Regions from separate parts of the Homo sapiens genome. Here region 1 is linked to region 2. The links are chromatin loops, found by intact Hi-C in ENCODE. Cell type or tissue: A673. All regions are shown on one strand. Links, peaks and the distances in the headings refer to the core of each region. The heading gives the core; the rest is flanking DNA. Region 1 has its middle 320 kb from the start of LINC01091. Region 2 overlaps LINC01091 (long intergenic non-protein coding RNA 1091).

What was found. Peaks named below come from ENCODE experiments on the same cell type or tissue, not always from the same donor. Only the 100,000 strongest peaks of a DNase experiment are listed, where the experiment ranks them.
Region 1: it touches region 2 in a loop (2.8-fold over the local background); 2 of 110 quality-filtered maps call a loop at or near these places.

Annotation. Positions count from the first base shown.
Region 1 is chr4:123,967,079-123,982,851 of GRCh38, reverse strand. No RefSeq gene overlaps it. Among named protein-coding and RNA genes, the nearest start is that of LINC01091, 320 kb to the right of the region's middle. In A673, for the core only: no CTCF peak of the experiment used is centred there; DNase peaks (open chromatin) are centred at 5,111, 6,371 and 8,221; H3K27ac peaks cover 2,514 bases.
Region 2 is chr4:123,849,130-123,864,902 of GRCh38, reverse strand. The region is part of intron 4 of LINC01091 (long intergenic non-protein coding RNA 1091); the gene reads right to left. Among named protein-coding and RNA genes, the nearest start is that of LINC01091, 210 kb to the right of the region's middle. RefSeq lists an enhancer at 6,528-10,244. In A673, for the core only: CTCF peaks have their summits at 7,281 and 7,541; a DNase peak (open chromatin) is centred at 7,652; H3K4me3 peaks cover 1,335 bases; H3K27me3 peaks cover 1,673 bases.

The DNA of each region.
Region 1 (15,773 bases), core at 2,990-10,989, 120 kb before region 2:
AGCTCCCCACCCTGCTGAGAGCCACCTCCACACTCAATAAAACGTCCACATTCACCATCCTTCAAGTCCATGTCACCTGATTCTTCCCGGATGCCAGACAGGGACCCCAGTACCAAGAGGGATGAGTGTGAAAGACTGTCACCCTGACTCTCCACTGAGCTGGTTAACACTTAGCCATCTGCAGATGGCAACTGCTAAAAGAGCATTAATTGTAACTCATGTCCTCTGCTGTAATCATGGAATATATATATATATTGTAATACATATTCTATATATATACTATATATCACAATATATATTCATACTCTGCTATTTCATGTAATTTGCTACATGTTTTACCTAGTAAATAGAAACAGTGAATAGATGTGTACATAGTAATATGGGTAAATATTTAAACAATGTGTAATGAAAAAGAAACAGATATTTAATATGCTATTTATAAAATGTAGATAAAATATAACAACCCATTTACATAAATTAAAAATACTCAGAAAGGAGCACACATTTTATAAAAATACATAGAATCAAAAATGTACATTACATAAAATTGAATGTTAAGACAAATGGTTTTTATATTTGTAGTGCATGTAGTGGGGATACTATGAAAATGGGAGTGGAATATAGGAATAAAAAGGAATAAACTTTCAGTAAAGTGAGAAAATCAATGATAGTATGGAATAAACAGGGTGATTAACTTAACCCTTTGTGTCTAAGATCCAAGAACACTCTGTTAATGATTTTTAATAAATACAGTTTAACAAATCATGATTTTAATAATCTTGATTTTTATAATACTGTTTTTAAGGTGGTATAATATTAAACTAAATGGATGTGACATAAATTCTTTAACCTTTTTCTACTGCTGAATATATATACTTGCTTTACTGTTTTTATCTATATAAGTTGCGCTACTCTGAACACTTTTTTATGAACATATATTTTTCCCATATTTTGGATGGTTACTTTTTGATATATTATCCACAATAAAACTAACTTGTTGAAAGCATATGATATCATTACCACTCTTTGTATAAATTCAAAAAGATTGCTTGAATTTACAATGCCAAAAGCAACCAACAGAAATGCCAATTTCTACATACCCTAAGGAGCAGTAGGTCATGTTGCCTCTATCTGTCTGGCTACCTTTATATACTTTATCTATCCATATTTCTGCCCATTTGAAAGGCAAAAAATGTTGTCTCATTGTTGTTCTGCTTCTTTGTTAATCTAATAAATGTCTGTGGACTATCTACTAGTTTCCAAAGTTATTCTTAGTATTAAGCTGCATTTATTTGAGTATAAGATTATACATGGTCTGCATTTTTTTTTACTAACTTCATTTCCTCCTTTGAATCAAACAACATTTTTACTTTTTTTATTGACAGTTACTATGAATGTGGGTTTATTCTGACTAATGAAATAAAGTCATGGTCATCTTGAAGGAAAACTCATTATGTGATCTTATGTGATCTTAGCATCAATAAGTAAGAAAGGAAATGGAAATTCAGCATGGTTCCATGCATCTTATTGCTATCTGTACCCACAAGGATTACAGCAGCTCTGAATATAAAATACATCCTCAACATATATGTCATTTGCTTTAGTTGTAACCCTCTTTGATCCACTTTTTCCTTGTTCTGAGCCTCATTTTCTTATTCATATAATGTGGATAAAAATAATGCCTGTCTCAAAAGGAAGCATCAAGGACAAAATGGGAATGTTCATTTTATCACCTAAACTGCATTTCAGGAATGCGAGGGATGAATAGCAGGAAGTTGTGTTCATATTTTTATTCTCAGTGCCTGAATACATGATGGTATCTGAAAGACTTGCCAGTTTTCTCGCTGGATTTTTTTATTGAATAAAATAGTCTACATGATGGAGGAGTAGGCATTTCCTGGACTGAATTTAAAAAAATGAATTTGGTAAACATTTTTATTTTCCCAGAATTTGGTCTCATACAAAAAACAGATGTCCTACATTGGATCAAAAGGGATAAAAAGAACAACAGGTAACACCATGAATTACTGGAAATGACAGATAAGTCTGTAGCAGGCACCTGACAATGGTAATTTGAAACAGTAAAAGACTAAGCATTAATTTAAACTGTTTCCATGAAGTAAGTCTTCCATAAGCCTAAATAATTCATATTGATCCTGCTTGATCATTTTGTATTATGCTTTTATTGTGGGATTTGACACGCTACTATTTTGTTAGGAATTTTATGAAATAAATCAGTCTACAATTTTCCTTTCTTGCAATGTTTTTGTCAAGTATCACAGTTATACTGCCTTCACAAGATGAGTTGGAAAGTGTGATTCCCTTTTCCATTTTTTTGAAAAAAAAATTGTATGATTCGTATAATATCTTCTTAGACTTGAGGTAATTTACTATGAAAAAGATGTAGGCCTAGAATTTTCTTGGTGTTAAGGTTTCTGAAAGAAATTCAACATTTCTTTTTTCTTTTCTTTTTTTGAGACAAAGTTTCGCTCTTGTCGCCCAAGCTGGAGTGCAATGGCATGATCTCAGCTCACTGCAACCTCCACCTCCTGGGTTCGGGCAATACTCCTGCCTCACCCTCCTGAGTAGTTGGGATTACAGGCGTGCACCACCACGCCCAGCTAATTTTTTGTATTTTTAGTAGAGATGGGGTTTCACCAGTTTGGCCAGGATGGTCTCAAACTCCTGACCTCAGGTGACCTGTCCACCTCAGCCTCCCAAAATGCTGAGATTACAGGCGTGAGCCACCGCGCCTGGCTGAAATTCAACATTTCTGATACATAAGGCATTTGAATTTTGTGTTTCACCAGGTATCAGATTTGGTAAGTTGTGTGTTTCAAGGAATTTGATCATTTCATCTATGTTGGCAGAGTCATACACATAAAACTGTTCAAAATATCTCTTCAAAATCCTTTTGATTTTTCTAAGATCTAGAGTAATATCCCATCTTTCAACCCTGATATTAGATTTTTGTGATTTCTTTCTTCTTATCTTCATCTGTCTTGCTAGAGTTTATAAATTTTATTAACCTTTTCAAAAGTCACCTCTTGGTTTTGCAAACATTTTCAATCATGTCTGTTTTCTACTTCTTTTATTTCTGCTGTTATCATTATTACTTCTATCTATTAGGTTTAACTTTCTCACCTTTTGCTAATTTCTTAAAAATTCTTATGATTATCTTAGTGTAATTACAATGGCTTATTACAGTAGAAAATTAGATCATTAATCTTAAGGCTTCCTTTGCTTCTGATAAAATCATTTAAAGCTATAAATGTCATTCTAGGTACCATATTAGCTGCATACCACAAATTTTGATATGCTGTTTTTTTATCAGCCTTCAGTTCAAAATTCTTTCTAATTTCTTAGTGATTTCTTCATTTATTCATTGGTTATTCAGAAGCTGATTTGTTAATTTTCAAATGTTAGAACTTTTCTACATATCTTATTGATGTAAAACTTAATTTTTTATGGTCACAGAGGGTAATTACTAGTACTATCTAGTCCTTTGAAATTCACTGAGACTTGTTTTATGGTCCAGCATAATTTATCCTGGTTCATAGTTCATGTGCACTTCAAAACAATGCATAGTCTGCACTTGTATGGGGGGCTCAATAAGTGTCTGTGAGGTAAAAAATGGTTGACAGTATTATTTATATTTTCACTTCTCTTGCTTTATTCTTAATTTTACTATCCATTACTTGGAGAAGTGTGTTAATAGCTCAAAATATGATTATGGATTTTTCTATGTCTTCTTTTTTAATCTATCAGTTGTTGTTTTATCTATCAGTTGTTTCACATATCTTAAAACTGTTTTAGGCACATTCACATTTAAATGAAGTCTTTTTAATGCAGTCACTATTGTTACTTATAGCATATAGCTATTTAGTTTTATTATAAATAGTATTTGCAAAGTATAGCATTTTTTATCCTTTTTACTTTCAAGCCGTTTGTGCCTTTTTAGTTAAAATGTATCCTTTGGAGACAGCATATTTACCTTGCTCTTACTGTTTTATACAGATTAACACTGTTTGCCTTTTTATTGAAAAATTTTGTCCATTTACATTTAATGAACTGATTGCTGTGGTTGAATTTAGGCCTGCCATTTTTTCTTTCTTTTTTCTTTTTTTTTAAATCTGTTATTGTTGTTGCTTATTCATTTCTCCTTTCCTGACTTCTTTTGGGTTAATCAATTACTTTTTGAATTCTATTTTGATTTCTTTGTTGACTTTTCAATATATCTCTGCATTTTTGGCAGATGCTGTAAAAATTACAATACCTATTTTTAAGTACTAACAATATATGTAGAGTACTACTTTATATAAAATATATAGGAATCTTTAACAATGTAATTCAGTTTACTACCCCATATTCTCTATGCTTTCTTGATATATACATGCATATGTAGATAATATATTATATATGTGTGTGCGTGTGTGTGTGTGCATGTGTATGTGTATAAGACCCAGCCTACTGGGTTTTAATTTTTTTTAATATGATCACATTTTTTATTAAAAGTTGTTCCCTAGCATAAATAGTATATATTTTAATGTTTCTATGTATTCATTGTTTACTTGATGTGCAGTGGATAACATCCATTATCAATAGCTTTATTTGGGGTTACAATTATGTAAGAAATTGTCACTTTTTACTTTATATGCTTATATTGTTTGAATACTTACTAAAAACCATCACAGGTCCTTAAAAAGTACATAAATAAATAAACAGTTGTTCTCAACCAAGGCCAATTTTGCCCTCTGGGAGAAATTTGGCATTATTTAGAGACATTTTTGATTGGAGGGGGTGGGGTGCTGCTGACAACAAATGGGTAGAGGCCAAGAGTGCTGCCAAAAATCTTACGATGTATAGGAGAGTCCCCCAAACAAAGAATTATCTTCTGCAAAATGTCTGTATTGACAAAACAATGAAATTTAAACATATAGGTCTAAGTCCAGTTTACTTACTTACAGCTAATTAAGGACATTTGTTAAAAAAGTTCAAAGTTCCAAAGTCCCTCCAGATACAACATTTGTATTCAAACCTAAAGAGCTACACTCTCTAAGCTCATTTGAAGTACTTATTAGCTGATGATGAGTCATTGAGTTTGTTAAGTGAATTAATCATGTTGTGTGATTCCACGTGAGCGATTTAAAGGCCACTGGAAAAAAAGTCAGAGCTTCAAACAAGGGAGTCTCCACTACCAGCTGTTTTCTTTTCCCTTTGTTTCTCCTGGCATGCAAATACCATCAAAGTAATCATTGCTGGGTTTTCTTTGTTTAGAAGTATGAGAGAAAGAGGTTAAAAAATAATTCCAGTACAATTATATTTGCCTATTAAATAAATCCTAATAATTCAAATCCCTTCAGATAAAATTACCACACATTTCTTAAAGTACAATGTCTGGTTTCCATTTTCAAAGGATCTTTTCAAGCTTTATAAAACACACTGTTAAAATGATAATAAAGCCAACTTTGGCAAAGAACACAGGATTTCAAGCTACACTTGGGTGTGAATCTCAGTATTCACCACTTCCTAAATTTGTGATTACTGTCCTCCCAGACCTCCTTCAAGTCTCATTACTATAGTTTTTTAATCCATAAAATATAGGTAATACTGATCTCAGGTGGTTGAGAAACACTTTGCACGAAATCAAACACAAACAAGGTGTTTAGCTAATCCAAAGCTTTATTCTATCTTGAGAAACTGATGTGTCAACTCTGTGACAGCCTCTGTGGATGAGGAATATATCCCCAGTAAATTGGCATCTGTGCTGAGCTATCTACTACAGGTGACAACATTTGTGCCCCTGGAGACACAGATGCAGTTTGTCACAGATCACTCATTTTAATTATGCCTACAGTGAGTAAGGGAAATAAACGGTGGCTGCAACACTCTTATTATCTTCCCAAGGAAATGCAGTGAATTCATCTTGGAAAAGACTGGTTTAGTAACCTTCAGTGAGTGAACTCTTTATCCAGAAGTCTTTGAGGCCTGCAGCTCACAGACCTGATTTGCTCAAGAAAGTCCTGGCTTACTGGGTATTCTGAAACCCATGAAAAAAGAAGGGTCCAGACAATAAACCCACTATTTTACAGGACAGCCTCAAAATTGCCAGCAATACTAAAGTCACTTTCATACCACCCTCAAAGATTTACTAGAGAGGCCTCCTCCAGTCCTCCAAGAACAATCAAATCAAAACACACTCATGCGTGCGCACACACGCAGACACACACACACACACACACACAGAGAGATACTCTAACAAATGGCATATCTTCCACCTTATGCATTGACTGCCACAGCTGCTCCCCCGACAGGGTATTCAATCATGCAAATGTCTTGTGTTTGAAGGCTGTTTCCACTTCCAGTCAGGCACGTTGTTTTCAGCACATCTGACAAAATAGGCCAGATCTGCACAGCAACTTTTGAGAGGAAGTGCAACAAAAGACATCCAGCTGTGCTGAATTAAAAGGTCGTCATTCATCACCTTCCATCAGTCAAAAAGCAAAAGGAGGCTGACGTTATTTGTAAGAAATTTAAGGGTGTTATTATTCACCTGTAATTAAAAAGAATGGTTTGATTTGGCTTGTAGCCTAGAGAAGTATGAATGCTTTTATTTTGCCAGGTTATGAATTTTTCCAAGTACTGAATAGGTCTGAGAATGAGGCAATAAGATGGAGGGACTTTGTAAAGTAGAATTTTCCTCAACCTGTATTCACTTGCATTTTGTTTGTTTTTTAATTGACTGTTTCTTTATCTTTGCTTTTCTGCTTTAGAGAAGTACTGCCAGAAAATAAAAATCAAATGGAATTTTGAGTCTATCAACATGAAAAAGTCCATGCTAAAGGTTTTAGATTTCCCCAAAAGAGAAAATCTGAGAAAATGTATTACAGATGAAGTTGCTTTTTCCGGATATGCTACATATTCAGAAACAGTAGAGAGATCATGGCTTTTGTGGTATAAAGTAAAAAAATATATATGCATGGCAGGCATAGTAGAGATAGATAATTTTTAAATATTTTTATGTATCTGAAGTTCTGGAAGATGAATATAAGAATTTGTCAAGAGATTTTTAAAATGAATTCTCTTTCAGCCCTTCTTTTTATTCCAGGAAGAGTTTAGGGCAACTTGAAGACACATTAAAACACAATGTTAATATTAATTGCATGAGAAAAACAGAACAAAAGGAAAAGCAAAGAAGAAAACATAAGATGAAGCTAAGATTGAGGCATACAAACCAAACATATATCAATGTATTTACTAGAGCTAAGCTACACATGTGGCCCTGAGTTTTCTAGCAGCCAATTCAAAGAGGGAGCTGAGATTAGTTATGTGATGTGTAATGCCCACAAAATTAAAACAGAAGAGGCATATGTATTATTTGGGTATGTAAATGAGCATGGTGTCATAGGTCTGGAATTTGTTAGTAAACATGTTTTCTAAAAATATGTCCTGGGAAAGTTATCAATTTTCTGTAACAATTATAAGCATTTATGTGTTTTTCTGACACCAATAAGAATAAAAACAAAAAAATTCCTTCAGCGTTGCCTAAATTGTTATTGCAGGCTAATAGAGAGTATGTGCACTCCATGCAGGTCTTGGTCAATGTCTTCATCTGTTTGGGCTGCTATGCTAATACCATGGACTAAGTGGCTCATAAACAACAAAAAATTTATTTTTCACAGTTTTGGAGGCTGCCAAGTCCAAGATCAAACCACCAGCAGTTTCAGTGTCTGGTGAGAGATCACTCCTGGTTCATAGATGGATGGCCATCTTTTCACTGTGTCCTCACATGGTGGAAGGAGCCAGGGAGCTGTCTTCACTAATTTCATATAAAGGCACTAGCTCTATTCATAGAGGCTTTGCCCTCATGACCTAAGCACATCCAAAGACCTCATTTCCTCATACCATCACATTGCGAATTAAGATTTAACATATGAATTGGGGTAGGGGGCAGGGACACAAACATTCAGTGGATAGCAGCCAGTAGGAGCAGCACAAAAGAGCAGTTTCAGGTAAAGGGCTAGGAGCCCTGAGATCTTGGTTTTATTATATCTCATTGCATTCAGTAGTAGACTGAAGTACAGGAAGGGAAGGAATGGAGGGCACTGAAATTTAAGCTGCTTGGATGCCCTATATAATATTTGGTATTCTGAAAACACTTTACACTTGCCAGTAAGTGAATCCAGATGGTATTCAAATAAGTTTAGCCAACATGATTATCTTGACTTGCTGATGTGGAAAGCCAGGACCTGATTGATTTGCCCAAGGCCTTTCAATTCCTAAGGAGACACCATACAGCTTTTACCACTTCCTGTACATCCAGTAGGCCAAAGAGAGTCGAGTCCTGGAAGAAAACACAGACTTTCATATTTCTTGTTCTTGGCTTGGCTCAGCAGATCACAGACCCTTCTAAACAAAGGGGAAAATGTCTATCATCATAACTTGGCTGGTCCCTTTTTCAATGATTTCCTACAAAGCAACCCATAGCCAATTTTTCAGATCTACTGCTTAATTCGTTTAGGTCCATTTTTATTAGTACTCAAGTTATTTTCCTGAATAATTACAAAGAAAACCTTTTCCCCCTTACTCATCAGAAATAGAGCTATATAAGAATAGCTGGAACCCAGAAAAGAAAATATACAATTTCAAGTTTGCATGGATGTATTCTCATTTCTAAACAATACAAAAAAAAATTGTTAAATTTTGCTATTTTCAGGATGGACATTGTACATTTATTCTCTGGGGCAATTTTTCCAAACTTTCCTGCTGAAGAAAATTACCTCATCTTCCCTATTTCTTTCAAAAAGTAGTTTCCCCAGCCCCACTCAGACTTGCTGAATCAGAATCTTTCAAGAAGGTAAAGGTCTGTTCAGGGAAATTATGTCAACAAAGACTCTGGACCCTGGTCAAGATTCAATTCAAATCTCACTTCTGCCACCTATGAGCTGTGTGAATTTGGCCAAGTGGCTTACCCTCCCTGTATCTCTATTTCTTCATATGTGAAATGAAAATCTAGCCCCTTGAGGAGCCCAAATTTAAAGACAGATTAGTAAATGAAAGTTCAGCAAAGGAAATCAAAGAGGAGTCAAAGACAATCTTTGAATCAGTCTATTTCTTTTTTATATATATATACTTTAAGTTATAGGGTACATGTGCACAACCTGCAGGTTTGTTACATATGTATACATGTGCCATGTTGGTGTGCTGCACCCATTAACTCTTCATTTACATTAGGTATATCTCCTAATGCTATCCCTCCCCCATTCTCCCACTCCACAACAGGCCCCAGTGTGTGATGTTCCCCTTCCTGTGTCCAAGTGTGGAAAGACTGCCTCTTCAAGTGGGTCCCTGACCCCTGAGTAGCATAACTGGGAGGCACCCCCCAGTAGGGACAGACTGACAGCCCACACGGCTGGGTACACCTCTGAGACGAAGCTTCCAGAGGAACGATCAGGCAGCAACATTTGCTGTTCAGCAATATTTGCTGCTCTGCAGCCTCCGCTGCTGATACCCAGGCAAACAGGGTCTGGAGTGGACCTCCAGCAAACTCCAACAGACCTGCAGCTAAGGGTCCTAACTGTTAGAAGGAAAACTAACAAACAGAAAGGACATCCACACCAAAACCCCATCTGTACTTAACCATCACCAAAGACCAAAGGCAGATAAAACCACAAAGATGGGGAAAAAACAGAGCAGAAAAGCTGAAAATTCTAAAAATCAGAGTGCCTCTTTCCCCTCCAAAGGAACGCAGCTCCTCACCAACAATGGAACAAACCTGGATGGAGAATGACTTTGATGAGTTGACAGAAGAAGGCCTCAGACGATCAAACTTCTCCAAGCTAAAGGAGGAAGTTCAAACCCATTGCAAAGAAGCTAAAAACCTTGAAAAAAGATTAGACGAATGGCTAACTAGAATAATCAGTGTAGAGAAGTCCTTAAATGACCTGATGGAGCTGAAAACCATGGCACGAGAATCAGTCTATTTCTTAAGAACTGAATGATGTTGAGAAAAGTCACCTGACTTCCCAAGGTTCTATTTTCTGTTAGATTCATTCAAGCTCTACAATTGGTGAGAATGAGAATAATTTTCAGAACAAGGATGCATTCTCATGCTTTTAGATATTAGATGAAAGTGAACATTAATCCAAATCACCTTAAAATTTGAGTACAATTTAGAAAGAATAAATTACAAATATGTCATTTTATTATTATACACTATTCATGCTTCCAAATATTTCTGATTTAAAATCCAAACATATACCTAACAATGAGACTTTATAAAATGTTTTAAGTAATGCATCTTTAAATAGCTTACCAAATTGCAGAAAAGGCATCCATTCGTTTCTTATGAAAAGAATTTTCTACTCAAATTAACTGCAAAATTATCTTAAGAAAAACCTTCTCAGAAATGACGTGCTCAAGAAGACACAGGCAGGATCTTGATCTTGACTAATCAGTGGAAACATTGGGAAATATATATTAGAATGAATAACAGATTCTAACAGATAGTCAAAATGCATAAATAATGACTACATTTCTTAATTACTCCACTGAAACTGGTTGCTGACAAGCCAGATGGCACAGGTCATTAGTGCCTTTTGGCTCTGGCATCCCCGCCAAAGAAACCCAGGACTGGAATAGCACTGCTATTGTTAGAGCCCCTCAAAGCACAATACACTAAAAAGCCCTCCTCATTGCTGGGGAACAATGCCTTAAAATTCTTTTGTTATTCTGCAATGCTTCAAAATTTGTTAAGTCTTGTCCTCTTTTTCCCTAAGGGACTTTGGAGACTTAATTAAGTTATTGTTTGCAGACATGGGATAAATTCAGTCACATCACAAAAGAAACAACACAGTTCCAAATGTTAATACACACTTTCCTCTAAACTGTAAATCAAGACTCAAGCCATAATTGGAAAGAGCAATGTAACTGTGGGTCTCTTTCTAAATAAAGGGGACACAGTAATAATATTAAAAGAACAAGGATAGGAAGAATCAATATTGTGAAAATGGCCATACTGCCCAAGGTAATTTATAGATTCAATGCCATCCCCATCAAGCTACCAATGACTTTCTTCACAGAGTTGGAAAAAACTACTTTAAAGTTCATATGGAACCAGAAAAGAGCCCACATTGCCAAGTCAATCCTAAGCCAAAGGAACAAAGCTGGAGGCATCACGCTACCTGACTTCAAACTATACTACAAGGCTACAGTAACCAAAATAGCATGGTACTGGTATGAAAACAGACACATGGGCCAATGGAACAGAATAGAGCCCTCAGAAATAATGCCACACATCTACAACTATCTGATCTTTGGCAAATCTGACAAAAACAAGAAATGGGGAAAGGATTTCCTATTTAATAAATGGTGCTGGGAAAACTGGCTAGCCATAGGTAGAAAGCTGAAACTGGATCCCTTCCTTACACCTTATACAAAAATTAATTCAAGATGGATTAAAGACTTAAATGTTAGACCTAAAACCATAAAAACCCTAGAAGAAAACCTAGGCAATGCCATTCAGGACATAGGCATGGGCAAGGACTTCATGACTAAAACACCAAAAGCAATGGCAACAAAAGCCAAAATTGACAAATGGGATCTAATTAAACTAAAGAGCTTCTGCACAGCAAAAGAAACTACCATCAGAGTGAACAGGCAACCTAGAGAATGGCCGCTTTGCAATCTACTCATCTGACAAAGGGTTAATATCCAGAATCTACAAAGAACTCAAACAAATTTACAAGAAAAAAACAAACAACCCCATCAAAAAGTAGGTGAAGGCTATGATCAGACACTTCTCAAAATAAAACATTTATGCAGCCAACCGACACATGAGAAAAATGCTCATCATCACTGGCCATCAGAGAAATGCAAATCAAAACCACAATGAGATACCATCTCACACCAGTTAGAATGGCGATCATTAAAATCAGAAAACAACAGGTGCTGGAGAGAATGTGGAGAAATAGGAACCTTTTTACACTGTTGGTGGGAGAGTAAACTAGTTCAACCATTGCGGAAGTCAGTGTGGTGATTCCTCAGGGATCTAGAACTAGAAATACCATTTGATCCAGTGATCCCATTGCTGGGTATATGCCCAAAGGATTATAAATCATGCTATTATAAAGACACATGCACGAATATGTTTATTGTGGCACTATTCACGATAGCAAAGACTTGGAACTGACCCAAATGTCCAACAATGATAGATTGGATTAAGAAAATGTGGCACATATACACCATGGAATACTATGCAGCCATAAAAAATGATGAGTTCATGTCCTTTGTAGGGACATGGATGAAGCTGGAAACCATCATTCTCAGCAAACTATCACAAGGACAAAAAACCAAACACCGCATGTTCTCACTCATAGGTGGGAATTGAACAATGAGAACACTTGGACACAAGAAGGGGAACATCACACCCTGGGGCCTGTTGTGGGGTGCGGGGAGAGGGAGGGATAGCATTAGGAGATATACCTAATGTAAATGACGAGTTAATGGGTGCAGCACACCAACATGGCACATGTATACATATGTAACTAACCTGCATATTGTGCACATGTACCCCAGAACTTAAAGTATAACAAAAAAAAGAAAAGAAAAAAATTACAATAAAAAAGATGTAAATGAAAAAAAAAGAACAAGGATTTATAAGCTGTTAATTGTATTATGCAGTGTGTTCACCAAACTCTGATGCTTTTGTTTAAAGTATAAAAACAGCCGATGCTTTTACATAATTATTAATAAACTATAAGAAAGTTAAAGACTAAGGGTAAATCTTGAGAGTAGGGCATTCCATCTTTCTGAAGCCTCTCCCTAATGTCCAGCCCTATTCCTTCGGATGTCCTCCAGAACCTCTGATGGCTGGTAAAGATGTTGCTGCTAAGAAGCTCTAAAATTGATCAAATCACTTCAGTAACGAAATCATAGTCAAGATTTTATTAACAATCAATGAAAGAAACAGGAGCCTTGACTGTATTAGTCAAAAAAGATATTAATAAAGTTTTAATAACTTATTAATCAAGTTTACCAGTTTTATTTGAAGGAAGTCATAATTTGTGTCATGAAATATCTCATGTCATGGTTAAAGTTTATGTCATGAACCAATCTGGGGCAACGTGGAACCTTACAGTAGGAAGTGATACATGGATCAGCAAAGGCCTCATAAATTCCAGGGTATGCTTTTCCCATTTTCTTTCTTGGCTCCAAAGAACAGAGAAGGCAATGCTAAACAGTGTTTCCTTCCTGGAGTTGACACTAAGAGTGTCCTGAAGATGTGCCCAAAAACATGGCAAACACAGCCAATGGTGGCTCTGTCCCCTAATGTCTGTGCATAACAATTCTCTTTATGAAGCCCATGACCGCTCATGGACAGCCACACAGGTAGCATCTGAAAGCAAGCTTACATCTTGGCTAAGGTCTATTAGCTCTTTGCCCACTTCCTAAGGCTCTCCTAGCCCTCTCAGTTTTAGCTGCTGAAGCTTTTAAGACCCACCTTTAATAAGGCTTGCTTCTTTGCTTAAGACTCACTGCCTCTACAGAAATTGATACTTGCCTGTAATCATTACCATAAACTGCAATGATCTGTCTAGGTGAAAATCCCACAAGGCTTATGCCTAAATCCTAAAGCCACATGCAAACCCAGCCACATTCCACCACATAGGTCATAACACACTGTCCAAGTTAAAGGTACGAATCCACCTACTAAAATCCATGGTTGAAAGCCCTGACCCTACCCCCAAGTTTCTTCATGCATATTTTTCTCTAAAATTATATGCTGTGTCTTCTAATTAACAAGGTTCTCAATAAATGAACCAAATATCTCAAGATGAGCATGAAGGGACCTAATAAACATTACCCTTCTCAATGACATAGGTTCTGTACCAATTGGAAAATAAGACAAGAATCAGCAAATGGAGACTCAAACTAATATTTTATAAATGTTAAGTTGGAAAAGATGGGGTTTTGAGGTAGAACTAGCTCCCAACTTTTTGCTTTGGTCTTGAAAAAGTTACCCAAAGAAGATTTTGAATTTGCAAACACTTACCCAGGTCATTGACTCTCTCTGGACCTGGTGGAGAGAGGAGAAACAAGAGACCCAATCCCCATTCATGAGAATCTGATAGATTAGTCCAATCCAACTGAGAAGCAATATTACAATGTCAGATGCACCTAATGGCAGATTACTAAAGACAGGCAATTCCTTTTACCTCCCTTGCAGTAAAGGATTGAGTGCGCTTCACCAATGTGTGTCCCTCCAAACAGATAGAAACATTAGGCATCAGAGTTAAGCATTTCGATCCAAACACTTAAGACCTATAAAAAAGTATTTCTTTGCTTCTTATAAGGAATTAGTCATGTAAATATTATACTTTTTGTTTTTTCCAGAACTTTGGAAAAGCTTGAAGCTAAGTATATTTATTCAACTATAATAGTTTTCTCTGCTATAGCTATTTGCACTTAAATACAAAGAACGTATCAAATAAAATAGCAATTCCTTTGTTTTATAAAATTTAAGCTTTCCACATTTCAATGAATTCTAAGACTTGCTTTACTCTAAGTCATCAATTTAGTGTGATTTACCATGATGACACATTTCAGAACAACACTTTAGTGGCATAGGTATCCCAGCAATACAAAAACAGCCCACTGATTTTACAAAACTACTGTTGTCAAATCCTAAAAATAGATAGATGCATACGTTTTTTAAAGTTTAGACTTCGTATTGTCATAAATCAGGGCTATAAGTAAAGGGAAAGTTGGAAGAAATGATCAATAGTTTTGAGTTAAAAGCTAAATCAGTTTCACAAGTGTTTTTCTCAGTAAAGTTTCTTTGGAGATTACAAGAAAATCACAGGTGAATTAAAGATATAAAACTCCTTCCTCTTTCATTGCAGGACTAGTTTTTTTTTTCACATCATTAAGTTCATTCCTTTCCAAAAATGGCTCAAAATTATTTTTTAAAAATCACTGATTTTTCCAAACAGAGGGGATGGACAGGAAATTATCTTTAAATAAGTATACTCTATTTAGTGCTCTGTGTTGGTTAAATGTCAGTGTGGGGAACAATATTTAGTCTTTCCAAAATTCTTCACAGTTTGATCCACTGACACGATAGTTTTCTTAATTTCCTGACCAATGGCATTGTATGCAATTTTTGTACATGGCCAACAGCTGGTGCCTTTAACCCAGCAGATGTTTTTGTGTCTGAATTGTAATCACTGTACAGGCAGAGTCCAGAATTTTGTTTTCTTTCACACTCTTCTCCCATATGCAGAAACTTCATTTAGAAGACAAAAGGAATGTGCATAAAAACACACCACAGGGTGTGGACGGGTTTAATAGATGCAGTCCCCAGTGTATAAAGAGCCTAAATCTTTCCCAGTACAGTGGGATTACACAACATCCACTGAGGTCATTTAAAATGGTTCCTAAAAGACCAAAGCCCACAGCCAATGGAATCACAAAATCATAGAACCCCGAACTTAGATGGGACCAGTACAGTGTGTATCAAAGCTGAGTAATGGGTGTTTTTAAAGGAAAAAAATGACTTAAGCTTAGCCTCCCTCCATGTTGATTTAAACTGCTTTTGTCATAGTGTTACTTAAATATGTACAACCATAAAACAAGATGCAAGCTTCTCATACCTCTAGTTTTCATCTTCCTGGTGATGTCAGAGACTCTGGTGTCATGATACCTTGGTGTGGTCCCACCTCCACTGCTCACTAGCCATGTCAAGTCAGACAGGTTACTAAGTTTTCAAATGC
Region 2 (15,773 bases), core at 3,763-11,762:
ATCCCTCTCCTTATCAAAACTCAAAACACTTCTACCCCATTTCTGACAGCTCAGCTACAGCACTGCAGCTGAATATTTAGTGTTCAGCATTATATCTGAGTATTCAGAGATTTAAGAAATGTTTGCGGAATACTTCCTATGTAGCAGGCAGTGTGCTAGGTACTAGGGTGAGCAAAATGAATAAACAAGCAATTATAAATAGAATAATAAAGGAAAAAGAGACATTACACAAAGTGAACCACATCAACCACCACTGAGGCAGAGGTAAATGCCCTTTAAGTATGGGGACTGACTTGATCAGAAAGTCCGGGGAGGTCTCCCAGCCATTGACTATTGAGTAGAGATCCAGAATAGATGGTGAGGAGAACAAGGATGGTACATGGTAAGAATTTAGGGTACAGAGGTGACATTTTGGCAGAAAAAAATTATTATACGCACAAAGTCCTGTGGCTGAAAAAGGCATGACTTCCCCATGGGCTTCCAAGAAACGTTAGTATAGCTGGAGGCCAGAGAGCAATCCAGGAGGCAACTAAGGAGGAATTTGAGGCTTGGGAGATGTGCAGAACTTAGACAAGTCAGAATTGTGTCAAACATGTTAAGGATTTTCATCTGTCCCTTGAGCCTACTAGAAGGCCTTGGAAATGCCAGTGAGGGAATTGTATAATGAAGTACCTAAAAAGACAGAGTCTTTATAGGTGAAGTGATGGACAATTGAGATAGCATGCTACACTTAAGATGCCTTGAGAAATCTGTAAAGTGTATTGGAGACTAGTAAACTAAGGTCCAGAAAAACAACAACTTGAAATAAGAAAATCAGAGTTCAAATCCTCTCCTTCTAGTTTCTAGCACTTTGACCTTGGGATAATTCATTAACTTCTCCTACTCATTACTTCAGCTTCCTCACCTGCCCTTGTAGCTGTGAGTTTCCAACAAGATCATCTATTTGATAGCCCCTTGCAAGCAATAATACTGTTGGAACGTAAAGTAGCAATGATTGCTGTAAACATTATAGCAATAGTTGTTGTAGTAGCAGTCATATTAAAAACTTCTATGAGACAGTATCTTCTGTGATAACAACCCCCAAATCTCAGAGCTAAGGATGACGAGCAGTTTTTTCCCCCTCCTGTTGAATGAGGACTACTGCTGGCTGTGGCTCTGCTGTAGACTGTGGGTTGGCAGAGCCTGCTCCCTGAGTCTTCTCATCCCAGGATCCACGCTAATGGAGCAGCATCCACCTTGTACACGCTGCTCTCATGGCAGGGGCCACAAGGAAAAGAACTGCTCGGATGTGGCATATCTCTTGGTTTAAGCAGGTCCCAAGGCCAAGCCTGAAATCAACAGCATAAGAATGCATTGTCTTCTCAGGGGTAAGAAGTGAGCAAATAATTTAGAACAATAATACAATCTACCATAAATATTTGTGTGTGAGTATGTCTGAAACTTCCTTAAACTAAGAAAAAAAGAGTAGACACTCCATATTGTAATCATTCTGATTAGGGGAGATAATTATGTGGCAAAGACTCGCCATCTGTATAATTTTTGCTTGACTTACAACAAAAAATTTTAAGAGTGAAATTTATTTTAACTATTAGATGCATTCTTAATCTTTCATAAATTAAATCATAGAAGAAATGATTTTTTAAATAAATCATCCTATACTCTTTTGTAAAGCAAATAAACTTCCAAAGTGAAAATAATCACCCCAATCTATCACTTTAGTATATTGCATACGAATCCAAAAGATACATGCAGTAGGCTTTCAAAAAATACTAACAAAGCCAGGTAGAATGTCATCAGGCCTGCTAACTGCCAGGAAACTCAGTACAATGAGGGCGACTGATAGGATTGCACTAGCAATTCACTGAACAAGGGGAAAGTATGAGGTGATCCTCTGCTCACCAAGCCGGAAGCCCTGGTGCAAGGCTATGTCTGCTCAGAGGAAGGGGCAACATGCTCCAACGTGCACAAATGTGTCTTTTAGTCCTAGATGAAGTTTCATCACATTTAAAAGGTTTCTCTCCTATATGAACTCTCCAATATCTGTGAATGCCTAATGTTTAGGAATTTTGTACATTGAATATTTGTAGCAGATTTCCTCATGAGCTATCTCTGACTGTTATCTTATGATTTTTAATTGTAAAGTCTCCTAAATTTGCAAAGACCAAAATATTTCTCTTTCTCAGTACCTGTCACATATGGATTTCAAAAACAAAAATAAAAACTGCTCTGGACTCAAAAGCTTCTATGTACTGTTTCTCCCCGCACTGGGAAAATCTGCCTACACAATCCTCTTCCCTTAAGACTGAGATTCATTTGAGATTTTTGGGGTTTGATATGTTTCTATTTTTAGTGGGATCTGACTCCTTGAGAATGAATGCCACGGTGGACTTTTCCCTCAGAGAACTATCTTGAGTACCTACAATTCCCAGGGCCTGTGTACTCATAAAATCTTGGTATTTTAAATTCTGGGCCTCCTCCTCAAAGTTATACAAAGTTTCACATCTAGAAGTCTGTGTGAAGTGTTCCTATCCTCAATAGTGTGACTACCCCGATGGTCTAGGTCTCAGGAACATCATAAATATTTCATGTAGCTCTCTATCAAATATCTGAAAGGCCAATCCTTTCCAGTATGAAAGTTCATCTCCTAAATGGGAGATCACCTTCCAATGGTGATCCAATGATCTCTCCCCAAACTACTGTGTAACGCTTCTTATTAGAAGTATTTGAGCAGTTCAGGGCTTCCAGGGAGGTGAACAAGAACACATCCACATACTGGGAGAGTGGCGCACTCCAACTCCACAGGGACAGACGCCCCCATGCTCAGGACTTTTCCAGACCTCACCCTATGTATCACTTTATCTGGCTGTTCATCCTTTACAATAAATTGTTTAATGCAAAAGTCAACAACTCTATATTGACTGGAGCAGGCTACCCTCAGATTCTGAGGCCTGGTATAAAGCTTACATTGTCTGCTCTGGTAGACAGGAAGAGCACTGATACTGGAGGCCACAAATTGGTGCTTGCCCTAGAGGCAGAGACTTAATCCAGCTGAAAGTAGCCTCCGAGAATGGATATCAGAAGATTTAGCCTTAATATATTTCCATTGTGACCAGCAGGCTTTTGCCCCCCTAAGAAGGTGTTCAAAACGAAAGATGACCCAAACGAGAGCTGTTTTTTAAATATTTAGACAGTTACTCATTAGCTGGTTTTTAGTGGAATTGGTTATCTATCTAGTTACCAGTGCTGCAATTGTGTAGTCACCTATACATTATTTAAACGTATTTAACTGTTAAATGTGCTATCCACCAGTTATAAAATAAACCCTTATGAAAACTGCACAATTGTGTACGTGTTTATGTTCCTTTAAGCATTGAATATTGCCATTGAATGAGATTAATCAGTCCATGTTTTAAGTTGAAGTTAAAAATTTTGTGTTAAATTCAGCCATCATTACAATTACCTTTTGTATTCCAGAACATGACAAATTATGAATAAAACAAATATACATCTTGTAAAAAGAAGTATTTGAGTTTCTCTAGAGCTCTCCACTCCCCCAGAAGTACAATATGCTAAACTCTGAGAATTCAACTACCATTAAGAAAGGGAGCACCCAAAAAGAAGAGAAAACCTAAGACATATAGTGATTAAAGCAAAAGAAATTGTGGCAGATTAATCTTCTGGTACTGTGGAATTGAATATCGTAGCCACTTTTAGAATCCTTTTATATCTTTTCTTCTGCCAAAGATATGATCCCTTAAGAGAACATGCTTTAACGTATAGATATGCTGCAATAATAAGAAATATCTTTATGTCTCTTCCTTGTGAAGATGCCACCTAAGATACCACTAATTCCTGATATATCTGTATAATGGTCCTCTTTGAAATAAATTTTTCATGATCGATAAGCCATTAGAGAAGATAATATGCTACTCCATTAAGTAAAATTATATATGATGTTTGTTGAGTTTTAAAATAAATATTAAATATGTTTACTTTTGGATGAGATATTACATATTAACTACACTATAACAAATACAGAGTTGATAGTTCTAGTGTATTTAGATAAGATAGTCTATAAAATTAGTCAAGGTAAATACATTAAAGATACATGGAGCATTTTTTTTAACTTTAAGTTCTGGGGTACATGTGCTGAACGTGCAGGCTTGTCACACAGGTATACATGTGCCATGGTGGTTTGCTGCACCTATCAACCTGTCATCTAGGTAAGCTCACCATCCTTTCTTCTTTTTTTTTTTTTTTTCGTTTTGAGACGAAGTTTTGCTTTTGTTGCCCAGGCTGGAGTGCAATGGTACACTCTCGACTGACTGCAACCTCTGCCTCCTGGGTTCAAGCGATTCTCCTGCCTCAGCCTCCCAAGTAGCTGGGATTATAGGCATGCGCCATCACGCCTGGCTAATTTTGTGTTTTTAGTAGAGATGGGGTTTCTCCATGTTGGTCAGGCTGGTCTTGAACTCCCAACCACAGGTGATCCGCCTGCCTTGGCCTCCCAAAGTGCTGGGATTATAGGTGTCACCCACCACATCCGACCCCTGCCCTTTCTTTTAAGAGCACAGGCAGGTCCCTCACTCTAGTGCAGTGAACTTAATGAGAGCCTAGAGTGAATGAAACGGTGATGCCCCTCTTGATGTGGAGTTACATGGTAGATATCATGCAGCCAGTTTTCTCACTCATGGATGAATTTTCATGACATTCTCTATTGAGTTGTATGGATCTAATAGAAACATCTATGGGTCTTAAGGCTAAATATTTTTTCATTGCCCCTCTCATGTTTTCTGCTAGTTTTACAAAAATACCCTGTCAATTTTCAGATAAAAGCTTTTTAACAAATTCAAAATGTCATTATCTCTGCTACTTGTACAATCAACTTAAACCCAGAATAGAGCCTGCAACTTACCATCTCAGCAAAAGAGAACAGGTGAAAAAAGAAAGCAAAACTGTAGAACAAAAAGATGTAAAAAAAAAAAAAAAAAAAAAAAAGGAAGACAGACAAATAAGGCACAGAACTGTATTAGAAAAACACTTTCTACTTTAATCACACAGTGGTGTCCAGCCTCGCCTTCTCGACCCCCTGCTTTTCCTATTTCTTCCTTGTTAGTACGAGTCACTCCATTGACCAACAAAATTACCACACAGTGACCACCTCTGGTGCATGTTGAATACTTGATTTAGGGCTATTACGCTTGTCCCAAAGAGCTCAAAGCAGATTTAAATTTCCATAAATCTATTTGCTAGACATGTAGGTAAAAAACTTATTTGAGCAACACAGGTAGTTTTTATTTAAGTTGGCCTTTAGTGTTCTTTTTTAATAATTTTCATTACAAGAGCCATAAAACCAGCAAATTTAGAACAATCCCACTCAGTAAAAAGAAAGTCAAATTTGATATTCCAATGTTAATGCCTAAATAACAACAATTTTAAAATTTCCCAAATCATGAGTGATTGGGTGCATTCACTTATGAGATCCAATTAACCTTCTGAGGCTTAGGGGCAAATGACCTTGCTAGAATATATCAGGAAAGGGAATTGCAAAAATTGCACTGCTTGCACCTGTGGTCCTTTAATAACTTATGAGCAAGTTGATTTTTCAGACATTAGTGCAAAATGTATATTCCATCTTTTCAATGAAATCCTGATCTTTTCCCTGATATACATTTCAACTCCATTATCACCTTGAGACAGAGATACAAGATGCCCATTTTATGATACTGTAGTGTGGCAAGGGTAACTATACTGCAGGTTAAGATACTCAAAGAAGTGACAAACAGGACACAAAGCTCAAAAAACCCTCTGAGCTAGCTTTCAGGATGAAGGAGCCCTTTTTAGAGAGGACTGTCTTCATTCTGGAGATATAGATTGGAACATTCATTTTACGTAAAACTATTTGTAATATAAAACATGGTCTGACTAAGCCACAGTATTGTGTCTGCTGGAATGTGAGCTATTATATACTTGGTAATATTTAAACACAAACACAAGAACAGCTTTCCAAGTTTCCTGTTCTATATGCTTAATAAGCTTTAGATGCTTTATTTTGAAAGTTAGGCAAATTAGAGTTTTTAAAAATATGAATTCAGTAAACTCAGCAGCACAAGTTAGTACACTATTGATTAAAAATATATATATAACAATTAATACAACTCAGTGTACACAGCACATGTTCTTCCATCATCTGATTCTGCCTCGCACTGTAAACTTCATCCCAGACTTCACTTCCAGCCAGCTTAGTTCAGTCCACTCTGCCTCCCCACCACACTTCCTATCCCAAGTTGTTCCAGCCCAGCATAACTGCATCAATTGCAGCTTCAGGAACTCTCTTTCTAAACTCTCTTTCATGCTGAAATCCATATAAACAGATTCCTTCATCTCTAATCCCTCACCTACCCTCCATTCTACAAATTTATTCCCACAATCTTTCCTTTGACTAATTCTTCTTTACCCCTCCAAAATATACACAGGACCCCAAACTGCCAAGAATGCATGTGGCAATACAGTAAACATGTTTTTAGCCTCGGATGGCACTCTTTTATTCTGCTTTACTTCATAGGTTTTGGCTTTGCGCAGATCTTTATTTGAGTAAATTAACAAATAAATGATATTGCCCACTGGTAGAAAAATTCATTAAACTCCCAAGATCCCTTCTAGTACACTTTATTTCACAGTAAATATTCTACGTTGAGTATCATGTTGATATTCTAGTATCCAATTTTACCATCTAGGTTATGTTTCATTTCCAATTAATTCTCTAATTTCCTGGCTTGTGGTATATTTGACTTGTTGCTTAAGCAAACAATAATGAAAGTCACCATCCTCCTATATCATAAGATTGATACAATCATGTTAATCAAAATTCTGAGAGAAACTATAATTTAAAAATCATGTATATCTTCATGCTTTTGTTTTCAATAAGTTGACAAATTTAAGAAAGCACTAGAAAATGATAAGCAATAAAAATTATAAAAAATATGAGTCTTTTATTCTGACTTTATCCTTACAATGCTTGTTATCTAATAGCAATATTAAATATATTATTGTTCTTTTATATTAGGTTTGCTAACAACAATAATATATTTTTCCTCACTAAAAAAAAAAAAATATATGCTTCTGGTTTAAATGCCATCCTTAGGAGTACAAGCTTGAAAGCTGTGCTACCAGTAGTGTATTTTAAATGTAAGGGAGCAAATATTGTTTCTGTCAACCTCAAAGAAAAGAATGTACTCATTATGTTCAAAACTTTAACTTACTACAATAATGACACTGGTTTCAAAAAACTGAACTTTTTAATAACCAATAACCTTTTTTCACACAAACTTTTTACACCTCTAAGCATGCTATAATTTCTAAGCACTATTCCTCTTTGCTTCAATTATGTGTTCCCATGCTAAAAAGCAAAATAACAAAGTTTAAAAAAAAGAAAAAAAAAAAAAGGAAAGGGCCTTTTCCTCACTGCCAGGACCCAAGCTTATCTCAGCAGCCTCCTATTTTTAACCAGATTGCAAATGGTATCCGTGATCAAAGGCCCGGAGCCCTGGAGGAACTTAGGCAAACAGCACGCAGCAGAATGCTTCCTGATGATCTGTAAGCAGGAAAGGACTTTTGACACGAAAGACAGCTTAAACAGCACAAGAATAGCAATAAACCAGCTGTAAAATGGTTGCCCTTGAACGAAAGCAAATTGTTCCAAATAATTTTTCCCGTTTTTGCAGCCTCTGGATGTCCCGCTGGGGCATTTAAACAGCCACATGCTCAGTGTACAAAAGCTTCTCTAAGTGGGAAAATACAGTGTACTAATGTGTTTAGAATAAGGAACCGAACACATCCAAAGTTCAGATTTGATGCTTCCTTTTCCTTTTGTTGGAGAATGAGTTCATTAATGCCAGGCTTGTTTTGGATACTAACTAAGCTTCCAGTCAGTAATGTTGAAGGGTAATTTATTGGCTTAGAAATACTCAATTAACCATTGAAGTGGTTGTTAATTTAAAAAGTAAACGGATTGTTGAGCCTTTACATAGGACTGTTCATGCAACTGGAATGTATATTTACCTAAAGATTAAGAAGTACAATGCCTACTTTTCTTTGTTATTTTCTATTAAACAACTTATACTATAGGAATGCCATGAATACTGTGAAGTTTATATACATCTTCCCCACTATAAGTCATGAGAATAATATAATACTTACTGTTAACATAATTACAAGACACTTCTGTATGTGCAGTTTTATTTAATTCACACAAAAGCTCTTAAATCTAGTGTTACCCAACACCATCCTTTGAATAAATATGTAAGATACAATGTTCTCTCTCATTGATATTTATTCTAATCAATTATATTAATTCTATATTTAAAATAATAGATTAAAAGGAAATCTTTTACTACTTCATTATTTACAAAATCATGGTAAATATATTGAGTAATTTAGAAACCAATATGCTTATATTAAGAGGTACATTTTATTCCACAAAAGAAAAATACCTTTAAATAATTTGGCAATTCACTAATAAATGTTAGGCAGAGAGATTTATTTAAAAATCAGACAATTGAAAAACCTTTAGAGTTACTTAGATACACATATGCATTGCTTAATAGAAATATGTTGCTTTAAAATTAAATTTAAATACAATATTTATTAATCAAAGCATACAAAATACATTTAGGGTTATTTAAACTACATAATCAATAGACTATGATACCAAGATCTTATTTTCCTACAATAAATTATCATTCTAATTGTATTGACTAAGTCTATATTTCCTAATTTGCCTAAAATGTATAAATTCACTCACAACTTTGTGGTCTCAATTAGCATAAACATCCCAACAAAACCATGTGTAACCATTGTATGACCAGGGAAGCAAACTCTGCCTAAATCCCAAAAATCACTTTGAAAAATTATTGTTTTAAATGCAAACAAGAAAAGAAAAGGGAAATTTTCTAAAGTAATCCTCAGCTTAACAACAGTTGTGTTTGGAAGCACCTAACTAGTGACTTCTGATGAGGTCAATGATTATATATTAAATTTCTAAGTGCTTTTCTGTGAAAGTAATCAAGTTATCAAAACGAATTCCTCTTTCAATCATAGAAAAGTGGTACTCTCCTGATCAATATTTATTTATATAATGTCATGTAAACTATAACATTTACTAGTAAGAATACAGTACATATTAAAATCAAATCCCTTTTTCCCCCAGAGATTTATTTCGTGTTATACTTTGTTTTACTTTTATCATAATGAATATGGGCACAATGAGTATACAAAGCCTTTCTGTGCTTGGTCAGGGAACCAGCTAAAGTACTGGCTCAATGGCTCTGATTTTAAACCATGTTTTACTTAAGACTAATTTTTCATCAGTGTTAGAGGTTAATAACACTGTTATTTCCTCTATTACCTGGATTTAATAAAAGCAGTGGGGCATAACATTCTGTAAAGCCAGGCAATAAGAGGAAATAACACAAATGTTAACCTCTAACATAAATGTAATGGTAATTGCTCCAGTCTAGTTTTAAAATTGATGCCTTTGGTAGTCTCCCACATGGCCAAAAAAAAGCTCTCTCCTCAGTGTCCCAGCAACCACCAAGATCCAAGGTCAAGGGCAAATTATGCCATCAATTTGTATGCTTAACAACATTTGTGCACCATATCATCCTTAAATATAGAAACACATTGTTTTAGGAATAAAACACGACAATAAAGCAGTGAAGCTGCAATTATAAATCAGCTAAAGTGAAAGTACATGTTGAAAATGTTAACGAAGATTGTTGCAATACAGAAAAGTTGATTCACCTTCTTACACGTAAAATATAAAATCAAGTTACACAATAAGGTAGATAAATCTCCTAATTAAATACTGAAGAAAGAGAAGCATGCAAAACAGCTTCATCTATATCTAAGCAGGATGTATGAAATTTTCACTTTTTCATTTATATCCAATACTTGTAAAAATTCATTGTGGTTATTTTATATACATATGTAGCGATTATTTATTTCTATTTAATAAGCATATTTTTAATGTTTTGGCAGATAGAATTAACGTCTCTTGCATTACATGTCAACTTTGTCTTGCATAGCACCAAGTCATGTCAGCAGCCTCTTTAGAAACTAAAGCCAGCAAGTTAAGATTAATTTCTGCTAATTATCTCAGACCCTCAGACCATACTGTTCACACACTGGGAACCAAATTTCCAGACTCAATTTTTGCAAATCTGCTAGGCCCCTCAACATTTGTCGGTGTACCAAACCAAAAATGTTCCAAGCTTTCCTCTTTTCAAATACCACCACTCTTATTACACATTACAACCATTTATTTCCTGTCATCTTTTCATATTCAGTTTACAAAAGCAAAACCATGCCTTCAAACTGTTAATGGTCCAGAGTTTGTTAGAATCTTTTCTTAATAATTAAGTTCCTCATGTGCATGGATCTTGTCACTCATTTCTTATATTCTTTAAAGGTCTTCTAAAATGGGTACTTGGTGGGCACCCAAAACATATTAACTTATTAGTATTCATGCCGCAGTAGAAACAGGAAGGAAAGATCTTTATTCAATCTGATTTAGCCCAGCCCTACCGTATTGCTTTCATCGGGTATCAGAAATCCAACTTTTGATCAGCCTCCTGTCACATAGATTGTGAATGTCAAAACCTAAGCACTTATCTTGTCTTCTGACAACTATCAAGTAGAAGAGGAACTTCAGTGGTAACTTACTCTTTAAAAAAATAAAAATTAATTTACACGGCAAATGTAATCATGATGACAATGTCATCTAAAAAATACATACCAGCTTTGTCTTTGAAAAGCTCAAAATCTTTATCACTTCATAAAACATGGGGACCAAAAATCTTCAGACAGGCCTAAGGGAAGTTTCGGAAAGAGAAGTTTAATATTTGACTGATGAGAAGGATCGCCAGTGGCCCACAGCCACAAACAAGGTCACTAAAATAGACAGAAAAACCTCCTCAGGTGTGGTCTCTTTGTTGTGTATTTACACTGGCTCCTGTGTTGAAATGAGGCCTCTATGGTCCTGAAAACTGCCAAAAAACCCTGGCTGAGTGAAGCTATAAACACAGTGTGCGATGATAACCTCTGCTGCACTCCATGTGTCCCAAAATCTGCTAAGACCTTCACTTCAGTCTGCAACAAGGTAGAAAAATATTTGAGGTCAATAAATTGGGGACAGGGTGCAGGGAGTGATGAGAGAAGCTCAGGGGTAGAAAAGGAGGCAAGGGAGCACAGTTCCTTGTTTAAGGAAAGTGGTAGGACCACTTACCACCTATATTATCTAAAGCTCATTACATAATCCCTCAAAGCTACCTCACTCATAGAACTAATAGTAAAACTATCTAATGCACAAAGTACATAAAATAATCTAAGCAAAGAAGTGATTGGTACCCAGTAATTATTCTCACGCATTAAATGCATTCTAAAAGCCAAGATTATGAGGCAAAATGTAAACCTGAGGTGGACTTCAGTTCCAGAGACTCAAGCTCTTCTGAATCTTTCTAAATCAAGTAATTTATTCTTGAACTCTTCATTTGGACAATTATGGATTCATGTGCTCACATTATAAGATATTAATATTATAGACAGCCTCAAAAGACAAAAGTCATACCTGTCACTGCTAAGAAAATGCTACTTTACTTAATAAGCTGTCAATAATTACATCTGGAGAAGGAATAAAAAATGACAGTTTCCTCTTAGAAATTATTACGAGAGAGAAATTCAAACTTTTTTGTTACAAATATTCAATTCTGTGTTTGTATTTGACAACAAAATAAAACTAGTTCAAAATTTTAAAAGACAAATAATAGATAGTCTCTATCCCTGAGGAGTTCAGAGTCTAATGGAAAAAATGTATGCATAAATCATAACCGATGAGTGCTATAACAAAGGTGTTTGAAAGCTTCTCAAGTACAGAAGCTGAGGGATGAGGAGGAATTCATAGTAAAAGTGAAGTATACCCTGGGCCTAGAAGAATGACTTGGGCCAGAGTTTAAAAATATTTGTCTTCGTTACTTGAATGGACATCTTTTTTGCATGCAGATTCTAAGAATATAACCATATATATAGCTGACTGCCCCCCAGAAACAAGCATCACTTGAATGATAGAGGAAAATTTCCCCATACATTACACCATTGTCATGGCTATCTGGGTATCCAAAAGAAATTTCCAAGGGTAAGATTAGTGCCTTGCAGCCTCCACAAAATTTAAAAACTATTGAGAGCAAGAATCATTTCTTATTCAGCTTTCTATTCTTTAGCACATAAAACAAAAATTGTTGTAAACCACATGAAGAATTGGTCTCTTGGTCAGAGACTAGAATTCCCTTAGTTCTGTGGCATGTCCTCTGGGGCCAGAAGTGAATCCTCTCCAATCAGAACTATGTCTGGCTTTTGGAGAACCAATTCTCATTTTAGGAAGACTTCTCCTATGGGATCAAGGTATCCCACCAACAAATTAGGAGCTTTTTAGAGTAGTCCTCACCCTTTGCTGGTCCTTCATTTCCGTAAAGTTTATTAATTTTAAGAAACTCAGGAACTTCCCCAAAATTAACATTCATTTTACTAATGCCCTAAGAAGAGAAGTTGATGGCTGATGTCATTATATTATTTAAATTCGGTTAAGTGCTAAATCCAATGTTACATGAACACATTAATCTCTACTACTCAAGCTATAGAAATCAAGAAGCATTGATATATCTCAAGGTGTTATTGAGAAGATCACAGCCAAGAGACAATACCACCTTAGGTGGTCCATAATCAGGGTGTAATTGGGAAATTTTCTAACTAAAACAGCATAGGAGGTAATCTTAGAGAAAGTACTTGTATTAGTCCATTCTCACACTGCTATAAAGAAATACCTGAGACTGAGTAATTTATAAAGAATAAAGGTTTAATTGACTCATGGTTCCATAGGCTGTACAGGAAGCATGGCTGGAAAGGCCTCAGGAAACTTACAATCATGGCGGAAGGCAAAGAGGAAGCCAACACGTCTCACATGGCGGCAGCAGGAGGAGAAGGGATGAAGGGGAAGGAGCTACACACTTTTAAGCAACCAGATTTCATGATAACTCACTCACTATCATGAGAATAGCACCAAAGGGGAAATCCACCCCCATGATCCAATCACCTCCCACCAGGCCCCATGTCCAACACTGGAATTACAGTTTGACATGAGATTTGGGTGGGGACACAGACTCAAACCATATCAGTAGTCATCAATGGACTTTGTGCTATGTTTTCAGCATAAGAGCTTGTCTAACCCTGGGAAACTTCCAGTTCAGAAAGATTAAAATCATTCCATATCTCACTCAGTTTTTTAAGCATTTGGCTACAGGCTTAGAAATCTGCTCGAGGACCTCAAGCCTAAAGCAGTTCATATCTTTAAACAAAGTGAGCAGGATTTTTGCAGCCTGGGACAGTCTGCATCAGAGCCCAGTCTTTCTAAACCTCTGTCTTCCAGGCTGGTTGGCAATCAACTAGAACTCAAAGGAAATAGAATAAAGGTACTTAGGGCTCCCTAATTAAGGCTCCTAATAACAGAAATAATTTATAATCATTGTTTTAAAAAGAAAGGGGCAATGGGAGACTAAAGATAAAGCAGGACATTTCCACAAGTCTTCCATAACCAAAACTTGGATCAGCTCTAGACAGAAGTCTTGGCATATACTAATATTCTGATTTACAAATAGAATTTTACTACAAGGGCCTAAGATCAATTACTTTTACTGTAATGCATGAAAATATTCATATAGAAATATTACAAGCAACATTTGGGAATCAATGATTTACTAGGACAAATTAGAAAGGATATTTTCCAATGAATTTAGAACTTAAAAGTAAAATTAAGGCCTGACATGGTGGCTCATGCCTGTAATCCCAGCACTCTGGGAGGCTGAGGCAGTCGATCACGAGGTCGAGAGTTCAAGACCAACCTGATCAACATGGGGAAACCCCGTCTCTACTAAAAATACAAAAATTAGCTGGGTGTGGTGGTGCACACCTGTAATCTCAGCTACTCGGGAGGCTGAGGCAGGAGAATCACTTGAACCCAGGAGGCAGAGGTTGCAGTGAGCTGAGATCACACCACTGCACCCAGCCCACATGACAGAGAGACTCCATCTCAAAAAATTTTTAAAAAAGCAAAATTAATTTTTCTAAGTCCAGGGAGGTTAAACTCTTTATATTTATTACGGGTAGGGAACAGAGATGGTCTTTTATTTTCTACGTTTGATTCATTTGAAAAGCTAAATGTTTAGCAGTAGTTCAGCTGTCATTATAAATACATCTACCCAATAAGACCACGGAAAATTGCAGCTGCTGCTGGGTAGGGTCTTCTAAAATGAAATGTAAAGAAGATGGAAATTTAATTCTGATAAATATTGCTAATAAAACAATAATAGCTCATCTTGATGCCACTGTGCTTGGATTTCATTGCTCCCCAGCCAAAGCAGGTATGCGATCCCAGAGCAAGGACCTCTGTGAGTCAATTCTAGGAACGGAAGAATGCATAGCCACAAAATATTATTGTGATATCTTAAATTTGTATGATTCTTTAAGAAACAAAAATAACCAAAATAAAAAAGTTTTCTTATCAATGATTTCTCATAATCCTCTCAATAACACCATGTAGCAGAGAGATCAATTATTTTACAGGTAAGAAATAAAAAGCAGACTTGAATAACTTGTCCAAAGTTCCAAGACCTAATAAATAAAAGTTTTAGAACTAAAACTCAATGCCTTCCAACATGAGGATGAAGAAATCTTTCTGTTACAGCAAACTGCATTCATTTTGTCCATATTCTTAACTACATTAGCAAGTGAACTGTTTTGTCTTCTCCTTGCAATGTTTCATGGAATTCCCCTATTGTTCAAAACAAATGTATTAAAAAGTTGGTTAAAACAAAATAGAAAAAACCTGAAAGATTCTTCACCTGCCTTTTTTACATGTGGAAACCAAGGAGACAAAAAGAGCCACAGGCCTTATTTCTGCTACCAGTAGTTGATTATTGGCGTTTTACATCCTTGATGGCCATATTTGATTTTTTTAAGAGACAGAAAATAAACAAAAACTCTATGTGCTGTTTCCTCTGTTTGCAAGGACTGTGACTTTTGACTCTTATAAATCTACTCAAAGCTAAAGTCTGCAGATTGGGTGTTTCAGGAATGTTCAAAATATAGCTTGAGATTTATAGAGCTGTAAACTTTTCTTGGCTTTTCTTGGTCCATCTTATTTGATAAAACTTAACTAGTAAACAAAGTGGCTGCACATCCTCTACAAAACATCCATTAGGTTATCTGGCTTTATACCCAACTAGAGTTTGTTTGCACAAAGAATTAATGAGAGGGGTTACTGAAGGACTTCAGTCTCTTCTTTCATTCCACTCAGACAAATTGTTTGCAATACCAGTTCCGATGAATGCAAATAAAAGTAATTGATATTCTAACGTATAACATGCTCTTAGAGAGTCTAGCTCCACTGTTAGAAAGGATATTTCTTTCAAAAAGTCTTTTGAGGGCTTGATGTTATAGCTGCTGAAATTTCTATTAGTGTTTATTGAAATTATGGTGCTTCAACTAGAACTGAGCTAGAACTAGAAATTTAAAAACGTAATCTCCTTAAGTAGTATTTCAGCCTTGCTATTTAAAATGTAGCCCTACGATGATAACAGCATATCTTTCATCATGAATGCCGTCATTGAAATTCAAATTGGTTAGAATTAATATAATACATTTCTGTGTCTAGAAACATTTCAAGT